Regions from separate parts of the Homo sapiens genome. Here region 2 is linked to region 1. The links are chromatin loops, found by intact Hi-C in ENCODE. Cell type or tissue: ascending aorta. All regions are shown on one strand. Links, peaks and the distances in the headings refer to the core of each region. The heading gives the core; the rest is flanking DNA. Region 1 has its middle 400 kb from the start of FOXP1-AS1. Region 2 has its middle 480 kb from the start of FOXP1-AS1.

What was found. A loop is a pair of places that touch in the nucleus more often than their neighbours do. Peaks named below come from ENCODE experiments on the same cell type or tissue, not always from the same donor. Only the 100,000 strongest peaks of a DNase experiment are listed, where the experiment ranks them.
Region 2: it touches region 1 in a loop (2.0-fold over the local background); 1 of 110 quality-filtered maps calls a loop at or near these places.

What each region holds. Positions count from the first base shown.
Region 1 is chr3:70,887,388-70,892,777 of GRCh38, forward strand. No RefSeq gene overlaps it. Among named protein-coding and RNA genes, the nearest start is that of FOXP1-AS1, 400 kb to the right of the region's middle. In ascending aorta, for the core only: no CTCF peak of the experiment used is centred there; DNase peaks (open chromatin) are centred at 1,954 and 2,494; H3K27ac peaks cover 2,194 bases.
Region 2 is chr3:70,804,614-70,810,003 of GRCh38, forward strand. It overlaps the pseudogene RNU6-281P. Among named protein-coding and RNA genes, the nearest start is that of FOXP1-AS1, 480 kb to the right of the region's middle. In ascending aorta, for the core only: no CTCF peak of the experiment used is centred there; no DNase peak of the experiment used is centred there; H3K4me3 peaks cover 863 bases.

The DNA of each region.
Region 1 (5,390 bases), core at 144-5,143:
ATCCCCAGGTGACTTATTTGAGAAATCAAGCTTAGAGCAACAGTGCTCTAAACCAAGTATTAGATATAGAACTGTACATGGATCTCAGTAGAAACTGATACAGTGATTAAAAAAAACACTTTCCTACAAGTTTCTCTGATGTCTTGTATCTGAAGATGCAGAACATGAAATTAGATTTTCTTGATGACCATTATTAGGATTGTAAACATCTATAATTGTTCAGCTTTTTCTTCCAAACTTTTCTTTCTTAATGGTTGATTAGAGAAAATTTTGCATTTATTATATATGCCTTGGGTGCCTCCAGCCCCCTGCAGTATTTATCACCTGAAATGGGCAAATAATCTGTCTCAAAAAAAAACTGTGGAAAAATCTCGAAAATGTAGTCTGCAGGTGCCTTTAAGTTTGGAGGATCCCTTTGCAAAATAAATATTTAAATATTTTATGAACCCACCTGACAGTAGAGATATATTTGTGTTCATCTCTTTCTAAAACATTCAATGAGTAATACTTTTAAATGAGTGTGTACATGATTAATCAGATCATCTATATAATTTGGAAAATATTCATATATTTATATGTGTAAGATTTTTTTTCAGTTCTATGAGCAATGCTTGCACACATACGGATTCTCAAAGTCCTCGTAGCAACTTCACAACCCACAGATTGAGTGGGAAATACTGGCCTAGAAAAATAATGATTAATAAATTACCATTATAGCATACATTTTCCTGTGCAAAAAAATCTAGAGCAGTTGAAGAAGACAAAACATACAAAAACAATCACACAAAGTTGTTTCTGTATGTTTTCTTTTAGATACAGGGTCTCACTCTGTCTGCCAGGCTGGACCACAGTGGCGTGACCGTAGCTCACTGCAGCCTTGAACTCCTGGGCTCATGAGATTCTCCAGCCCCAGCCTCCCAAGTAGCTGAGATTACAGGGGTGACCAAAAAATAATAAATGTGTGACCAAAAAAATTGGTAAATGGTTCATGTCCAACTTCCGAATCTAATTAATAGCCTATACCAGTGGCTTTTGAACTTGAGTGAGAATCACGTAAAAACTTGATAAAACTACAAAGGCTCAGGCCCTCCCTGTTTTGCCAAACCCCTATTAATTCCAATAGTGAAGGCACCAGGTTCAAGAAGAGACCCAGAGCCAGCAAAGGAGACCTGGGGTTTTATTAGGGGTTCCATACAGGGGGGAGAGTCCAGTGGCAGTGGGCTGGACAGGAGAACCAACTTAATTACCAAAATGATCCAGTGGCAACTGGCTAGACAACACATCCACTTTCCTACAGTGCTGACTGACGGGGCAGTAGAACCCCAACCGCCTGCAAACATCATGAATCAAATATTATATAGCGTTTTCACTTAACACCCTCCCACTAACAACCCCCTCCTGGAAACCTTCATTTAACCCAAGAACTCAGGGCCTCAATCCCCTATATGCGCCGTGTTAGATGGGACAGGCTGGGGGCTCAAACATTTATCATAGATAAGGAATGAAATCTCCGGGTTGGCCACTCCTGGATTCCCTAGCTCAGAAAACACATGCAGGTGCATCTGCCATACGGGGTCATTCTCAGGGTGTACTTATGTTATTGCTCTCAGGTGTGTTTACCCCACAGTCACCTCAATGAGCCTGGGCCTTTGCCTTCTTAGCTGTCCAGATGGTTTTGACACACATCCATGTTTAAGAATCACTGTTCAAGAGCTAGGCTTCTTGCCTGTAATCCATCACTTTGGGAGGCCAAGGCACATGGATTGCTTGAGGCCAGGAGTTCGAGACCAGCCTGGCCAACATGGCGAAACCCCATCTCTACTAAAAATACAAAAAAATTAGCTGGGTGTGGTGGCATGTGCCTGTAATCCCAGCTACTCAGCAGGCTGAGGCAGAAGAATCACTTGAACCTGGGAGGTTGCAGTGAGCTGAGATTGCACCACTGCATTCCAGCCTGGGTGTACAGAGTAAGACTCTGTCTCAAAAATAAAAGAGCTAGGTTTCTCAGCCTCAGCACTGTCAACATTTGGGGCTGAATAATCCTTTGCTGTGGGTCCCTGTCCTGGGCACCGTAGAATTCTTAGCAGCTTTCCTGGTCCCTACCCACCAGATGCCAGTAGCAACCTTCCCAAATATGCAAACCAAAAATGCCTCCACACGTTGCCCAGTGTCCCTGGCAGGAGAGCAGGAGTGGGGGTATGGGGGTGTGGATGCTCACCCCTAATTGAGAAGCACTGGCTGAACAATATGGATTCTATGTTAGATTCCTAGGATGACATGGGCTTTGGTTGAGATCTGCACAGGACCACCGGAACCACAGAGCTGGGTGGCTCTGCTCACCTACACCAAATTCCCTGGGTCCTGCCTGATAGTCGGTATCTACAATTAGCTGTGTCTCTGACTATAAAAAGTTCTAGTACATTCTGATCTTGACACATTGAGAGTAACACGGCTGAATGACTCAAATATTACTTCATGGTTTGAGTTCAATTTCGAGGCAACATGCAGGGCTCAGCCAGACATGTGTCTTAAGTCAAGGCCAGAGTCACATTTGTCACACACAAACCAGACCACTAAATATCTCTTTCAAAAAAAGAAAAAAGTCTTTTCTAAAGCCAACTTCCAGTCTATGTTTGAAAATTATATTCCACAAAGATGAAAAACATACATTTTCATTTTGTTTCGAATTAGCACGGTAAACAGCTGGCTCTTTTCTTTCCAGTGGAGGCCTTAGCTCCATTTGTTAGCTCTGTTTCTGATATTTCACCTATTCTTTATTTACTTAACAGAGTTTGACAGGAAATTCTCAGAGAGATAATATATCTCCATTAATAGGGTGACTGGGGGAACATATTCTAAGGTTTCAAGTGGCCTGGAACAATAACTTACATCTTTGACATTTTTGTCAGCTACCATCCCATTAATAGCATCCAATACCACTTCCCCGCAATCCATGCAGTCTTACAAGTGTTTTGTGGAAAAGCACACTTTTTCTATTTTTCAGAAGATGCAGGCTCATTACGCTGTTATCAGCAGATAATGGTGCAAATTAAAAAGGCTTGTGAGAAAGGCCACCTGATCTCCATAAACACAGTCTCCTGACATAAATCAGACTACTAGAACAAGCGAAAATGAATCAAGCTGGATTTCTGGGTGGATCTAGGGATTTAAGGGTCTATAACGTCTTCCTCCTCAGGGTCACCAATTTGTGTTGAACTCAAAAGTGTATAAAGAGAAATTTGTTCCCCAAATGAGAAACTTTTCCTCTGTTTTAGTGGGAGGGTGGCTATTGGTGAACAACAGAGAGTATTGTAGGTTTTTACCAAGAGATAAAAGCATTTTTATGTTGACAAACATAAATGTACTTTCTTCTTTGTAAGACATCAGTAAAAAGCTAAAAAATAAGTCAGAGGTTCATCTGTTAGGAATTCCCCTGCCTGCTCAATAGCTTTTTACACCGACATTGCAAAAAAAATCCCAGAATGAATTGAAGCGATGTCTTATATCAATGTTTTCACGGCCAAATTATGGAGATCCAGCCTTGCAAGGGAAAGTAAAAAATTTCCCCATCTATCAGATGCTTCTCCAATTACTCATGGCCCCAATTCCGTTTAAGAAGTGCCTCCAATAATTGATAATGCAAGGGGCATGATATGAGCTAACAATGCAATTTATAGCAGAGAGATAAAACCCAGATAGAAGAACATTTACCTTATAATGCTATTAATATAAAAGTAATTATGAGGGTTGGTTCTAATTAGAATGTTCACTTAGAATCAAGATAGAATGGCCAGAATAGTGAGTTTCCTGGTGTTGGAACTTCATTCTTTGACTTGAAAGGTTACATGCGTTTTCCAAGTAGGACATTAAAATCTTTATTTTTAAGATGGTGCCATTTAAAAATCAGTCTGAAGTTGATTCTCTCCTCCATATCTGTAAAATCATCTATCAAGAGAAAGTATATACTTTGTATGATTTTACACTGTATATTCTATAGCACATGGTCACATATCTAATATGTACACATATTTAGGGGGTTGAATTTATCCCCACCAAAAAGATACCTGCAAGTCCTAACCTCCAATACCTGTGAATGTGACCTTATTTGGAAATAGGGACTTTGAAGATGTAATCAAGTTAAAGTGAAATCATACTGGATTAGGGTGGGCCCTGAATTTAATGATTGCTGTCCTTGAAAGGAGACACAAAGCTATATGAAGATGACAGGAAACACTGGAGTGTGCAGCTACAAGCCAGAGAAAGCCAAGAGTTGCCAGCAACCACAAGAAGCTAGGAGAGAGGCATGGGACAGATTCTTCCTCAGAGTTTCCAGAAGAAATCGACCCCGCTGACGTCTTGATTTCAGATGCCTGGCCTCCTGAACTGCAGGAGAATACATTTTGTTGTTTTAAGCCATGTAGTTTGCAGTAATTCATTACAGCAACCCTGGGAAACTAATAAAACATACATAATTTTTTGGTTCTATTCTTATTACGTATATTTGTGTTCAAAATAAACACATTTTTGATTGAAAACTAAACTTTTTACATACTTAAATGTTTTATAAAATCTATTTGAGACTAAAAAGTAGACATTTCATTCAATCTTAGTGTACGAAAGATGGTTTCTTTAATTAAAAACCAAATAATATCATTTTCCTTTTGAAAGCTGTTGTTCTAAAAGTCTTCTGGAAACCTGGAACATGATCCCTACCAAAAAACTAATTAAAAAAAAACACAAACCAAAAATCTAAAAGAGCTCTGATTGCCTAAAATAATTGTCATGTAGGTGTCACAGCTCTGTCCTCTGAACTTAGTTTTTGCAACTTCATTCAATAATTGTTGACTCTTATTTAACAAATATTTCTAACAGATTATTTGCCCATTTCAGGTGATAAATACTGCAGGGGGCTGGAGGCACCCAAGGCATATATAATAAATGCAAAATTTTCTCTAATCAACCATTAAGAAAGAAAAGTTTGGAAGAAAAAGCTGAACAATTATAGATGTTTATAATCCTAATAATGGTCATCAAGAAAATCTAATTTCATGTTCTGCATCTTCAGATACAAGACATCAGAGAAACTTGTAGGAAAGGGTCTATCGGAACTCATTTTTTTTTTTAAGTTTTAGGGTACACAACGTGCAGGTTTGTTACATATGTATACATGTGCCATGTTGGTGTGCTGTACTCATTAACTCGTAATTTAAGAGTAGATATATCTCCTAACGCTATCCCTCCCCCCCCCCACCCCACAACAGACCCCAGTGTGTGATGTTCCCCTTCCTGTGTCCATGTGTTCTCATTGTTCAATTCCCACCTATGAGTGAGAACATATGGTGTTTGGTTTTTTGTCCTTAAAATAGTTTGCTGAGAATGATGGTTTCCAG
Region 2 (5,390 bases), core at 321-5,320, 83 kb before region 1:
TCTATCATCCTAGTGGTTTGCTAGTTCTAATAATGTTTCTGGAGTCTGTGCTACATATATGAAGACATTCAGGAGTTTTTAACAAACACAAAAATTATTAACTTTCCTGCCTTACGTATTTGCAAGAAGGGGATGTATGAACAAAATAACTTATATCCAAGCATGCAGCTGAAATATTGGAATGTGAAAACTCCCCTGCCATTAACAGTTAATAGTTCAGTGCTCTGGGGTAACAGCAGTTGCTCTGCACTTCTCAGAAAAACATTTGGGAAAAAATACTTTGGACTAATAAAATTAACGTTAGAATGACAACAAATTTCAACATCTGTGAAGCTTTTGGGGAACTTTCAACTCTTACCAATAATACATGCAATTTTATAATTTTTAGGCAACGTACCTATTTATAAAGGCAATTTTTAACATCAAAGGAAAAATTGCTTTATCTAAAATGTATACTCAATATTCAAAGCATTACCACAAGATAAGTAATTTTGGACAAAGATTCTTAAAACTACTAACTGAGCAGTAAATATTTGTTCAATTGGACATTCTAAATGTTGAAATGTGTTAGTCATTTTGGTTGAACTAATACAGTACAATGAGATTGCTTTCACTTTTCCAGCAGCCTTCTTAAGTCATTTTAGTGTTTAAAAACTAGTCCTGGGCTCCAGAAAACACTGTGTTAGGGAAGGAAAAACAGACTCTTTGGCTAGAGTTATGGAAGGAGGGTGGAACCTTATGAGTTACATGACTACATAAGATGTAGGCAATTTTATTTTGGCAACAAATTCAGGCTTTTGCATTGGGTTTTTTCTTAGACTGTTAATTCAAATACACATGCACGAATCTCCTACGAAAGGAAAGATTCTTACTCATCTGCAGAGCATAGATAACGATTAATTGTTCCATTTCATCTTTCAGGCTACAGTACTATGAGTTTAGGAACTCTGCAAACTGCGAAATGATCTGCCCCGGGGGAAGTGACTAGGATCACAATGTAATTACTCAAAAAATGGACTCAGATCATATCCCAAATCTACATGAAGAGAGGTATATGCTTGATAAATAGTAAAGATGATGTCAAAGATCAGCTTTCTCCCTCTGGTGGAATGTTCAGCACTCTCAGTTGTCTTCACAATATTATATATAAAGCACCTAGAACATAGAACCTTATGTGATGATCATTTCTCAGGTGAAATAGTGCACTGGACTATCCAGCTATTTCACTGGCTAGATGTTTATTTGGAAACTCAAAACAAAAACGCAGAATGACTGGTGACATTTATGATATTTGCCACTGGGCCAGTTGGACCTTCCTTCACGATGAAATAGGATCTCAGTCTCTAATCTGCATGTCCAGACCAAAGACAATTTGATGTAACTCCATTATAGCATATTTTAAACTTTTCTTGAAGTTCAGGAATATATCTTTCAGAATCCGTCAGTACTTCAGAAGCGTGGCTCGCCAAACCAATCAATCTAGTACAAAGTTTGTTTTTAGAATTCAAGTTCCTTGTTACTGCTTTGCAAGCAGATGTCTTCAAAGATATAATATGGTGAAGAGATTATGTGATTTTTGGGTGTAGCAATTCTGCCAGTTATAATTAAAAGGGCCAACATCCAAGTTTTGTTTTCTTTATAAACACTGCAGAGTGTGTCAGTGGCCAATCTAAAATTACCCACAGAGGAGTGTGTGCTCTCTTCTTTAGCACAAGATAATGAAGATGGTGTGTGAACGCACTATGGTTATAATAAGCTGATGGACTTGCGGTCCTACGCACAAACTTGTCCAAATGTAATTATAAGAGTTTTGAGAGAATTGTTGCTTCCTAAACTGACTAGTCAAGTGACTCAAAAGTTAATATCATCAAATTAACAGTCTGACTTTGAAGGTCTACAATTGTACCTTAGAAAATAAATACTTGCAATCAGTCATTCTTTCTTAAAGGGAAAAAGATATCTTTGAGAAGTGTCTCAATGCAGGGCAGTCTATTCAGCATTCTCTCTATGTATTGCTTCTGGAGAGGTGAATTGAGTCTAAAAATAAAAAGTAACAAAGGGCTGAGCGTCCAGCTCTTTCCCTCGTGTGTGGAGGAGAGAAGGCCAGTCTGAACCTGCGCTGGTGTTGATGTGGTTGAGAGGGTGCGTTTGTCAGGCTCTGCAGCCTGGATCGCAAGGGTGAGAAATACAGTCGGGGCCCCGAGAAGGAAAAGGAATATCTCAAGGTGATTACTGAATCATAAGCCTCCATAGCAGCAGTTCTCATATACAGAGAGAAAGAAAACAAGTCTATATAAAAGATTCAAGATATCAACATCTCATTCTCTTGGGAACTGGAAAACAATCTGAGACAGAGGGACATGGTTGTCAGAAATCTGGGTAGATCAGAGAGGGAAGCCAAGCAGGTCTTTCTCCTTTGTGTTTTGGGCACAGTCCTTCATAAATTTTGTGGACAAACTGTGGTGTCTCCTTATCTTCCAAATAATGAGTGTCAAAGCATCCCAGTGTCTTTTGAGGGGAGTCCTCTTACTTGGTTGCTGTGGATGAGTGACTTGCAGGTTTCCACAGGGGATTGGATGCTAGGGCAACTGATAACAAAAATCTCACTCACACCAGCCTCGTAGTTCACTGCAATCTCATTTGCTTTGGATGTTCACACTGGCCTAAGACCAATGTCTCCTGTCTCAAACTTGCCATATTGAACTACTGATCTATAATGGTAAAAAAAAAAAAAAAAAAAAAAAAAAAAAAGACACAAAGGTGAAAGTAACAAGTTTACCAAAACACCAATCATCCAAATCCCAAAAACTTTTCCTTTGCTGAACTGTTTTTATATTTCCTTTTTTCCTGAGCTATGTCTCTCTCTTTTTTTTTTTTTTTTTTTTTTTTTGAGACGGTGTCTCACTCTGTCACCCAGGCTGGAGTGCAGTGGCACAATCTCAGCTCAGTGAAACCTCTGCCTTCTGGGCTCAGGTGATTCTCCCACCTAAGGCTCCCAAGTAGCTGGGACTACAGGTACATGCCGCCAGGCTTGGCCAATTTTTTTGTATTTTTTTTGTAGAGACAAGGTTTTACCATGTTACTTAGGCTGGTCTCGAACTCCTGGACTCAAGTGATCCACCCATCTTGTCCTCTCAAAATACTGGTATTACAGGCATGAGCCACCACACCCAGCCAGGTACATGTATCTTGACAGGTGAGTCTCATATTACCACATACTCCCTTCATATAAATATAGGTACATGTTCATGTCCAATCCATTCCCCAAAATGTAGCCAGAGCAGTGTTTTTCAAAGGGCAAAGGGCAAATGTCATTCTTTAGTGTCTAAGTGAAGAGTAAAATACTTCCTCTAACCTGTACTCTTATCTAGGCTCACCTGACCCATTTCCCTTCACTCTGCCTGCTCCACCCACTCTGACCCTCTTTCATTTTGTCTCCTGCCATCTGACTTTCATGTGGTAACCACACATCTGCCCCTCTCAGCATGGAATCCTTCCTCATGGATGCCTCCCTAATGAAGTCAAATATTTCTATTTTTATGTCTGATAGGATCATGATTCTGTATGTCATAGAAAGGAGCATGGTTATAATTTTACATTTATATGTGTATCCATTGGTCAACATCTACTTCCTGGACTATAAGCTCTGTGGACTATAACCACGCCTATTTGGCTTTTTATGGTATCCCCCGAACTTATCCAATGCTTGGAAAATAACACTCAAAAACATTTCAGAGTACTCAGTTCAAAGCACATATACTAAAATTGGAACAATACGGAGATTAGCATGGCCTCTGCACAAGGATGACACGCAAATTTGTGGAACATTCTATATTTTTCTGTCACATGTTCTCAAATGTAGGAGCTAAAAAAAAGTTGACCTTATGGAAATAGAGAGTAGAATGATCATTACCAGAGAGGCCAGGGAGGGTACTGAGGAGGTGGTGGGGATGAAGATTGGTTAGTCAGTGGATCTACACTTGAGTTAGATAGAAGGAATGACATCTAATGTTCAGTAACATAATAGAGCAAGTACAATTAAAAATAATTTATTGTATATTTTAAAATAACTATAGAAGTAGAATTGGAATGTTCCTAACACAAAGAAATAATAAGTGTTTGAGGTGATGGATATTCTAATTACCCTAATTTGATCATTACCCACTCTCTGCCTGTATCAAATTATTGCATATACCCCACAAATATATACTACTATGTATTCATGAAAATTAAAATTTAAAATATTAAAATTTAAAAAAAAATTCTGAGATGAGGGAATAAATGTCCAGACACATTTCAATTAAGTTGTCATATGTTACAAAGGCCATATTTCTATATTATATACTATATAATATCTGGTGGAACTCCTAAAGAATATAGTTGGGGATTTCTCTAACTATTACACTATCATTACTAATCAGGTTAAGTAACCCTAGTTGTTGAAACACACAGTCCCAGCATTTCAGCAGATTAACATAACAGAGGGTGATGTGTCACCCTTGGCACAGTCAAATTTGGGTTGAGAGTGTGGGGTCACTCTGCTCCACAGAGTCATACATGGACCCAGTCTCCTTACTTCTACTGTTCAGACCTCCCTTAAGTCTCAGAATCCTCCCTAGATTCTTGAGATCTATCATCCAACAAGCGAAGAAAGAGAAGAGTGAGACCTGGAAGTGGCTATATCACTCTGTCCACATTCTATTGGCCAAAACATCATTGTACGATCCCATCTGGTTGCAAGGTAGGTTGGGAAATGTGGCCTTCCTAGTGCTACCCATCATTTTGGTTTAGCTCCAGTTAGGTAAGATGACTAAAATTTGCCAGCAGTTACTAGATACTCCAAAAACTATATTATCAGCAAGGAAGGGAGAACAGTACTCAAAACCAAACTCTCAAGTAAGGAAAGTGCCAACATTAAATGGACTGATTTAGTGGTATTGTGTCTGTCTAGGAATGTGCTACATGGTTTGGTAAATACAGTTTTCCTACAGCAGAGAATCTCAAAACAAGTACATTTTAAAAATGAACTTTGAAGAATCAGCTGGAGGGTATACAGATTTTCATATTCACTTTAGGATTTTTCATTTTCATATTGTACTAGTTAATGTGCCAAAATGAAAATAGCTTTCCACAAAATGGAAGTTACACTATAAAGTTGGAATTGGTATTATCTGCTGCTGAATTGCAATGGAATCTCAAAAGGAGTGATGTAACTATGGAAGCAGGATCTTCTCCTTGAATGTTTCGCTAAGATTCTGTCAAACAGATCAGGAAAACGGAATATATGCAAGATTGACTTTGCAATCAACAAGCACAAAAAGGCCCTGGTAGATAAATCAGTTGAAAGAGAACATATACAATGACTGACTGGCAGTATTGTAAGACACCAT